Regions from separate parts of the Homo sapiens genome. Here region 2 is linked to region 1. A link is a contact called in ENCODE Hi-C or POLR2A ChIA-PET data. All regions are on one chromosome and are shown on one strand. The core of a region is the stretch at or near the end of the contact, and the rest is flanking DNA. Distances in the headings are between cores, read along the strand shown. Region 1 holds the start of RERE-AS1 (RERE antisense RNA 1). Region 2 overlaps MIR34AHG (MIR34A host gene).

The links. Hi-C counts contacts between places; a loop is a spot of excess contacts on that map. ChIA-PET counts read pairs that join two places held with the same protein, here RNA polymerase II (POLR2A). Pooled maps may share reads with other maps.
Region 2: a loop to region 1 is called in a pooled map, with 5 times the contacts of the local background. The contact joins the enhancer-like site here to the promoter of RERE-AS1 in region 1. A Hi-C loop is called at or near these places in 1 of 37 single-sample maps with no recorded cell type and 2 of 50 pooled maps. POLR2A ChIA-PET finds 5 or more read pairs at or near these places in 1 of 52 experiments (BJ).

Annotation. Positions count from the first base shown.
Region 1 is chr1:8,422,149-8,426,402 of GRCh38, reverse strand. RERE-AS1 (RERE antisense RNA 1) reads right to left here and starts at 1,758. Exons shown (of 4, transcript NR_125999.1): 1 at 1,702-1,758. RERE (arginine-glutamic acid dipeptide repeats) reads left to right here. Exons shown (of 23, transcript NM_001042681.2): 12 at 3,596-3,676. RefSeq lists silencers at 2,169-2,308, 2,619-2,958.
Region 2 is chr1:9,161,795-9,166,359 of GRCh38, reverse strand. All of the region lies in intron 1 of MIR34AHG (MIR34A host gene), which reads left to right. Among named protein-coding and RNA genes, the nearest start is that of MIR34A, 12 kb to the right of the region's middle. RefSeq lists silencers at 1,546-1,595, 3,366-3,435, 3,586-3,655 and an enhancer at 2,106-2,435. Within about 2 kb of position 3,305, at least 31 of the 41 ENCODE cell types and tissues checked have a DNase peak (open chromatin) inside an H3K27ac peak, as active enhancers do.

The DNA.
Region 1 (4,254 bases), core at 509-3,008:
GGCTCACTGCAAGCTGCGCCTCCCGGGTTGACGCCATTCTCCTGCCTCAGCCTCCCCAGTAGCTGGGACTACAGGCGCCCACCACCATGCCCAGCTAATTTTTTGTATTTTTAGTAGAGACGGGGTTTCACTGTGTTAGCCAGGATGGTCTCGATCTCCTGGCCTTGTGGTCTGCCCGCCTCAGCCTCCCAAAGTGCTAGGATTACAGGCATGAGCCACCGCGCCCGGCTGAAAGACACTTCTTAGGAAGAATACTGAGGACTTTATGATTTGACATTGGACCCGAGAAGAGGAAAGTACAGACTCATAGAAAATGGTAACAGAAAATAGTTACCACTGTAGACGCCTGCCTGCATTTTACAGAGTGTGGCTCTGAGGATTTGAGGGGGCTTAAGTTTGAATTCTGGCTTTGTCTCTGAGGAGTTGATCTAGTTACCTATCTGTGCCTCAGCTTCCTTGTCTGTAAAATGGGGATAATAATTGTACTTCTTCTTAGGTTGTAAAGATTTCGAATTAATATATATGAGGCTCCTGGCATATAGTAGGTACTTAGTAACTATTGGTTGAATGGATGATGTTCAAAGGATTGCATCACAATAAATGGAAGAAACAGGATCTGAATTTGTTTGTCCAACTCTGCCACCTTACCCTGATGTTCCAGAGTCAGCCTTTCTCACATGCTGCCTTTATTGTGTAGGCCTCTTTTACTGGACCTGTTAGATGTCACTTGGTATCAAGCCCACGTTCCGATTGCATGGTCCTGGCGTTCCACAGCCTGGCTCACTCCAGATTGCCCGCCCCAAGTCTGTGTAGACTGTCCCCTGTAACCCACCTCCCATTCTCCACCTCTGACCTTCACGGAGGGCCCGGTCACCAAGCCACCTCCCACCCCTGCAATAGTTGCCCACCCCTTGTGATCTCGCTGATGTCACTGCCTTGGCGAAGGCATTCTGAACTACTACAGACCACTGCAGTCTAGCCTTCTTGGGTCCCTTGCTGCACTGATGAGCTGCACCTCACTTCTTTATGCTTGGCCAGATGACATCTCAGAATGTTCTGTAATGACTTCACACATACTTATCTTACGTGCAAAAATGAATCACAGTTCAGTAAAGGTCCATGGCAACCTTTATTATCTTCCTAGACCCCTCTCAGCTAGGTGCTCAGTAAATACCTGAATACTTGAAGAATGGATTAAGCGGCAGGAATTCTGATTACTGAGGTGGAGTGTGCCAGTAGTTGAGGTCCTCATCTCATACCTGAACTGTGTCAGCAGCCTCTTTAACTGGTCTGTCCCTAATCTACACTTAGGCCACACTGCCACTGGCACAGTCCTCATCCAGTCTTTTCATGGAAAGCTCCAGCTTCAGCCTTTCTGCCAGCCTACAATTAGGAACTCTTCCGTGCGGCCTGAAGGGCTCTCTGCAACCGGATCCTTGCCTGCCTCTTTCGTCTTATCTGCTGGCACTCCATTCTGCACACCCTGTCCTCCTTGCAGTTCCCAGAATGTTCCCTGTGCCTTTTCCTGGCTGACTTCTGCTGGAAGCCCTGCTGGAGCCCACCTGGCAGGCTCACACTCTTCCTTGTCACTTCCTCTAAGACATCAGCAAGCAGAGTAAGTTGCTTCCTCTTCCTAGCTTCACCCACCACCCTTTGTTCCTCTGCTGCTTTTCTTGCAGGCCCTAGGACTGGTTTGTTTACCTGTCTGCCTTCCTGGGCAGACTGCAGCTCCTTGAGGGCAGGGCCATCTTTCCGTGCCGTCTCTCCCGGTGATATGCTGTGTGCACACAGCGTAGGATGCCTGTTGATCATATAAACGATACTTTTGTCAAGTAACAAAGGTCACTCCTCACACTAGAGGAGAGCTTGCTGCTTTCTTGTGCCTTGAGAGATTTTCCCTTCGAACTGTATGAATTATATTGAAAATTGACAATGATGAGTCATATCTCAGCAAGGGTGAAATTCAAAAACGCAAAGCCTCCACTACTGGAGTAGGAGGTTGCAGACTGGTCTTAAAAGGCTAAGTCTGGCCCTTCACTGAATCCGCCTGGCGGGTCTCAAACACAGGGAGTGGGAGGGACCCTCTGCCCGGTGGGCAGGTGATTTATTGGCTGGGAAGCTTCCGCGGTGATTTAGTTGTGAAGCGGCGGCCGGGGAAGTGCAGGCTAATGCCTGGGCCGCCAGGGAGAGGCCGCCCACAATCGCGGGCCGGAAGGGACCGCGGGGGGCGTCGGGGCCAGCCCCCCGTTTCGCAGCTGAGGCGGGGTTGGGGCGGAGGGCGTGCGGCCGGGGCGCAGCCGACTTCGTCCATCCGGAACGTGGGCTGGAGACCCAGCAGCCTGGGAAGGGCCCCAGCCCTGTGGGCGCCCTCTCCCCACGCTTGCTGCGGTAGGGAGGAAGTTTCTGTGCTTTACCGCCTTGATGTTCTCCTGTCCGGAAGGAGGACACAGATTCCAGCGCCGGGTGCCCTGGAGGCTCCGGCCTCGGGGTGGGGGTCGGGCCGGGGGCGGGGCCGGGGCCGGGGCGCGGGGCCCCGGCTGGCGGACAGGAGGGCGGCGGCAATCCAGGCCGCCTTTTGCAGCCGCCCGCGGCCGCGCCGGGCTCTGCGCGCCGCGCTCCTGCCTCCTCCCCCGTCAGCGGCGGCCCCAGCCCCGCGCCCCCCGGGCCCCGCGCCGCGCGGCCCCGCCGCGGTCACACGCCGAGCCACCCGCGGCCGCCTCCGCCCTGCGCTTTGTGGAGCCGGAGCCCAGTGACAGGCGACGGCCTCTTGCCGCCCCGGACCCCGGGCGCTTACCTGTGGCTGCTGGGGTCGGCCGCCCGGGACCAGGCTGGGAGCCCCGAGGTGGGGGCTCGGAGCCAGGAGCTGCCCCCACCGGGGCGGGGAGGGGTGCTCGGGAGGCATGGGACAAAGTGAAAGTCTCCGGGCTGGGGTTAGGGACGAGTCTGCTGCGAAAATGGATGGGGGCGGCGAGTGGCGTCGGGAGGGCGGAAGGGGTGCTGGTTATTCTCTGGTGTCTCGGAGTGGCTTTTAATGACGGACGGTGGGGCAGGCCCGCTGGCTTTCGTGTTCCCGGTGGGCTTCTGTGATACTGGTGCCTTCCGGTGCCTCCTGGCAAATTCTTTGGATTAAGGAAAGCGGCCTTTTAACCCCCTAGGGTTCCCTTCTGGAGAAGAGTCACCGGGTTTGGTTCTGTTTCCCCTTTCTGCTCGACACTTCTGGGAAGCTTGGTTCTCAGGTGGGAAAGCAGTTGTGTTTTATTAAAACATGGAGCATATTTATACCTTCGTGCACCAGAATGTGTGCCTGGTGGAAGAGGGGGACAGATTGCTTCTTAGCCTCAGACGCAGGACGTCCTTCTCTTAAACGCGCTGCCCTGCGTGGTGGGTGGGATTGGGGTTCTGATGAAGGTAGCTGGGGCCTGCCCTGGCCAGTGGGTCCCAGCTGAGCTGCTGACATACTCTCCGAGCCTCGGCAGTATTCCCTAGCCGAGACTTTTTTTGTGGTTGTTATTCTGCTGATTGTAGATATCTTTGCTTTGCTGACATCCTGTTTTGTTTTTGGTTTTTACATCCCATTTGTTTCTTTTTATCACAGAAACGCTTCGTTAAGGGACTCAGGCAGTACGGGAAGAACTTCTTCAGAATTAGAAAGGAGCTGCTTCCCAATAAGGAAACAGTGAGTACAATTGGACTTTATGTAACTTGATTTTTTCCTCTTTGCTCCTGCTGCCTCTCCACATTTGATCTTATGAAATGGTTTCCTTTAACCCTGCGCTGTGCTCAGACTCGGGCTGGCCTCCAGAATTCTCTCCGTTTTACTCCCTTGACTTTTAATTTGAGTTCATAATTTTTAGATAGTAAAGTGACAGATTATGCTTATCCGCCTGGAGAACATAGACTTCTGTTGTAACTCTGAGAACAGAAAGGTCTTTGGGAACAGAGGGTTAGTTGTGGGGGAAGGATTGTTGGAGAGTTAACATCAAATTTTAAACATAGTGGCTGGAATAGGAAATAGCATTTTATCACTAGTTTGAATTTGGTAATTGGCAGAAATCATCAACCAAACCAGAGGTTTGTGGCTTATTATACTTTGAGTTCTGGGGGATTTTTTCCATTTTTCAATGTTGCTCTGTTTTGAAGAGGAGTTTTAACTCTTTAATATTCTATCCCTGAGAGTTTGCACTTTCCACTGGACAGATGTACAAGGGGATCTTATAAATTGCTTAAATGGAGCTTTACAAAAAACTACTTAGT
Region 2 (4,565 bases), core at 2,056-4,555, 740 kb before region 1:
TCCTAATGTTCTTTTAGATTTATAAAATAAGTAATAATACTCATAAAAACTCAAACGGGCCAGACGCGGTGGCTCATGCTTGTAATCCCAGCACTTTGGGAGGCTGAGGCTGGAGAAACACTTGAGCCCAGAGGTTTGAGACCAGCTTGAGCAACATAGTAAGACCCTGTCTCTAAAAGAATTGTTTTAAACATTAGCCGGGTTGCCAGGTGCAGTGGCTGACGTCTGTAATCCCAGCACTCTGGGAGGCCGAGATGGGCAGATCACCTGAGGTTAGGAGTTCGAGACTAGCCTGGTCAACATAGTGAAACCCCGTCTCTACTAAAAATACAAAAATTTAGCCAGGTGTGGTGGCGCACACCTGTAATCCCAGCTACTTGGGAGGCTGAGGCAGGAGAATTGCTTGAATCCGGGAGGCAGAGGTTGCAGTGAGCCGAGATCACACCACGGCACTCCAGCCTGAAGGACAGGGTGAGACTCCGTCTCAAAAAAAAAAAAAAAAAAGATTAGCTAGGCGTGGTATGGTGGTGCACACCTGTGGTCCCAGCTACTAGAGGAGCTGAGGGGGTAAGATGGATGGCTGGAGCCGGGGAGGTTGAGGCTCTGGTGAGCTATGATCATGCCACTGTGCTGCAGCTCAGCGGGTGACAAAGCCAGACCCTGTCTCTGAAAAAAAAAAAAAAAAAAAGTCAAGCAATTCATATGTAGATGCAGTTAATGAGCTGGGCCTATTTCTGTCCTGCTTCTTCCCTAAGTCCCCAAACACCTCCCATATCAGCCTTGGGCATGTGTCCTTCCGGTTCACCCACTTCTTGGAGATGCTTTCTGTTGACTATTTGCTGAACTCTGTGGCCGCCCAGAAAATACTCCAGGGAGTGTGATGTGCGTCTATTTCCGGAGCCTCATTTCAGCAGGACTGGTGCCTGGTCAGGGTCTAGACCCTCCACCTCAGGGCCTGCCGTGGAGCAGCCAGAACCCTGGCTTCCCCCAGGTCCCCTAGACAGGCTGCTGTCACCTCTGCCCAGCTCTGGACTCTGGGGTCTCCCCAGATGAATGCACGGCTCCCTCTCCCCCAGGCCCTCATCGGGGACAGGTGGCCTCTGCATGTTCCACTGGTCTGGCAGGTCAAGAACTCAGATTGTTTTAACAGTGGGTGAGGCTTTTATGTATTCAGGTGAGACAACGAATGTGAAAGCTCATTGTCACCTGTAAAGCACCTACCAGTCTGCTGTGACGATGACGGGATGATGAGAACTGTCATCGCTCCTTCTCATTCCTGTGGCTTTACTGTGGGACCTTGAGAGCCAGAGCAGCAGGGGGGAGGTTCTGAGGGTCTAGAAGCCTCGGCAAGGGGCTGTTGCAGCCAGGGGCAGTCAGGCAGGGTCACCCATGCAGGGGCAGCCAAGTGGCTTGCCCAAGCTGGGGTCTATGCCTAGAGGACCCTCCAAAGATGCTGACCCCCTGAAGCCTGGCATCACCCAGGGAGGAGCTGTCACCACCATGGCCCTCTGGGCTACTAAAAACAACCTTTTGCCCAGGACTTGCAAGGAAGAGAGAGAGAGTTCTCGGTGGATGAGAACAGTTTTTCAGTGGCAGTGCTACAGACATTTGGGGCCAGATGATTTTTTGTGGTGGGGGCTGCCCTGTGCACTGTAGGATGTTTAGCGGCATTCCTGGCTTCTACCCACTAGAAGCCAGGAGCACTCCCTACCCTTCAATTGTGATAATCAAAAACGTCTGGGTTTTTTTCTTCTTTTTTTTTTTGAGACAGAGTCTTGCTCTGTCACCCAGGCTGGAGTGCAGTGATGCGATCTTGGCTCACTGCAACCTCCACCTCCCAGTCTCAAGTGATTCTCCTGCTTCAGCCTCCCAAGTAGTTGGGATTACAGGTGTGTGCCACCATGCCCAGTTAAGTTTTGCATTTTTAGTGGAGATAGGGTCTTGTCATGTTGGCCAGGCTGGTCTCGAACTCCTGACCTCAAGTGATCTGCCCGCCTCGGCCTCCCAAAGTGCTGGGATTACAGGCATGAGCCACCACACCCGGCCCCAAAAATGTCTTTAGATATTGCCAAATGTCCCCTGGGTGACAAAATCATCCCCCAAACTGCTGGATTAGAGGCTTTGGAAATGGATTTTCTGTGACCACTGCTTCACCATTGTAAGCTGCCTCTCATTTGGGTGCAGTTTTCTTTGTTCCTTTTCCAAAAAGCTGACCTCATCGGGCCCATTTGTTTGTTTCGTTGACTCACCCAGTCTAACCGCAAGCAGCCTTCCTCCTCTGGGGGATCCCAAATGACTTATCATGGGACTTTGTATGTAAATTTCAAAGATTATTTTCTACTAAATCAGAGGCAGAAATCCTCAACTTCTTTTTTAGCAGCCTTGGTAAATACTTCCTTAGAGTGTTTAAGGGGCGTGCCGCACTCCTGCTGGTGGTCTGATTGTGAACACCTTTGCTGTTCAGTTCCCTGAAATCGCCAAATATTTCCCTCTCCTTTGGGTCTCAGCCCAGTGACTAGCGGATGATCTAAGGGCCAGGGCGGTCTGAGTTGGCTAGTGCACCGGGGATTTTCTTAAGGCCTTTGACCCGGGGACTGGTGTGGGAGGAAGGCAAAGGCCTGGTTGTTTATGAGCAAGGAGGAGTCAGGTCCGAGGATGGAGCCCTTCGGGGTCACTGCCCTGGGCCCTGCCCCTCTCCTGCACATCAGGCCCCTTGGACAAGGCCCGTGTGTTTGCAGGACCCTCTTGGGGCAGCAGAGCAAGGGCTGGCTTTGAGAGAGAGCCTCACTTTTTTGTTTTTTTTTTTTTTTTTTTTTTTAAGTAGAGACGGGGTTTCTCCATGTTGGTCAGGCCAGTCTTGAACTCCTCACCTCAGGTGATCTGCCCTCCTCGGCCTCCCAAAGTGCTGGGATTACAGGCGTGAGCGACCGCGCTCGGCCAGGGCTTCACTTTCAAGCTCAGTGCTGCTCTGAGGGGTGGACACAGCCCTGATGTCAGTAGCTGAAGACCTGCCTGGCCACACTCAGCAGCAGTTAGCCTTCTCCTCCCGCGCCCCGTGAACAAGGCTGTACCCTGGGAGGTTGGGCTCTGTCTGAATTCCATCACAGGTCCTCTCCTGGGCCTTGCCCTGCTTTGTTGCCTCCTTAGGAGGATGTCTTCTGGTTTCCTAGGAAGGGCTTTATATCTTAACATCCACCCTGCATTCAAAACCCAAGTTATCAAGACCACAGGGCACCACAACCCTCCTCTTGGCCTTGCGGTTTCTATTCTTCAGTGACTCCCAGAGGTTTGGCTTGATTGGCAGCTTAGAAGCACATGATTGAACTTGAGCAGTGGTTGAAACTCAGAGTCAGATGCCTGACCCGCCCCAATCCCAGGCACAGAGTCTGACCTCACACCCAGGCTGTGCTGTGTACTCAGTTGTTCAGTATCGACTTGAGCTTGACGGGCATCAGGGGCCAGGGAGTGAAAGGGAAGAGAAGCCAAATCTGGCTGCTAAGGGCTCTCAGTCCTGGAGGGCAGGAAAATAGTGGCCTTGCCGCTAGACCTGATGCCACCTGCCCCTCCAGCTGTACCCCCTCAACACCTTGGGTAATACCTCAAGCCCCACGTCCTCTTCCAAGCCAGATAGGACCCCAAGTGCTGGGTGATCCTTATTGAAGGGTAGGGACAGGAGGGACCCGTGGGATTGTGTGTGCTCAGAGCGGAGTTCAGGGGCACCTGAGGGCAAACTGTCTCTTTGCTCCCAGGGCTGTCCTCCGTGCCTTTACCTGTGCTGGGCCCTGGCAGAGCTCTGAGTCTTCTGGATTCCAGCGTCCATAGTAGCTAGTCTGTCCACTGCTGGAGAAAAGCTGCTTTCCCAAAATAGCCACCCAGGGGGAAAGAGCAGCCCTGGAATTTGACCCTGACGATCACCGTGACGGGGCTGCTGGCCCCACCTGGCCTGACCTCCACGACATCACGGAAGGACTGTTGGTTAGTTGTGGGGGCCAGGATTTTTCCTCTGTCCCCCTCCCCTCTTCTTCTTCCCTTTCTTCTTTCTCTCTGCCAGCTTCAGGTTTGAAATTCCAGTGACACCGAGGGAGATGCTCCAGTGCCTGTCCGGCTGGGGGGCAGGTCACATGGTGGGAGCAGAGAGGGGAGGGCACTTGTGCGCCTGCACCTCTTGGCAGGTGAATGCACACCTATGGAGGGGCCTGGGTGCTGGCAGCGAGCCCCGCTCCCTGCGGCTGTGCCAGGCCCAGAGGCGGCAGCGAGCCCAACAGGTCAGACAGGTGGAGCCAGGCTGGGGAAGCTGCAGGACCAGAGCTGACATCCGATCAATCCAAGGTCCTTCTTTGGCCCACAGAGCAGGTAACCCACCCTTTTCTTTCTTTTTTTTTTTTCTTTCTTTCTTTTTTTTTCTGGTTTAATTCACTGACAACTTTAGGGAACATTTACAACCCGAGAAAAAGGCCATTGAGATTGGGGGGCAATCGCGAATTGTTTGGAGAGGGATTTGTGGTGTTTTGTGTGGAGGAAATTTGGCCTCGGCATTAGAAAAGCATTTCTAATTTTCAGGTCTT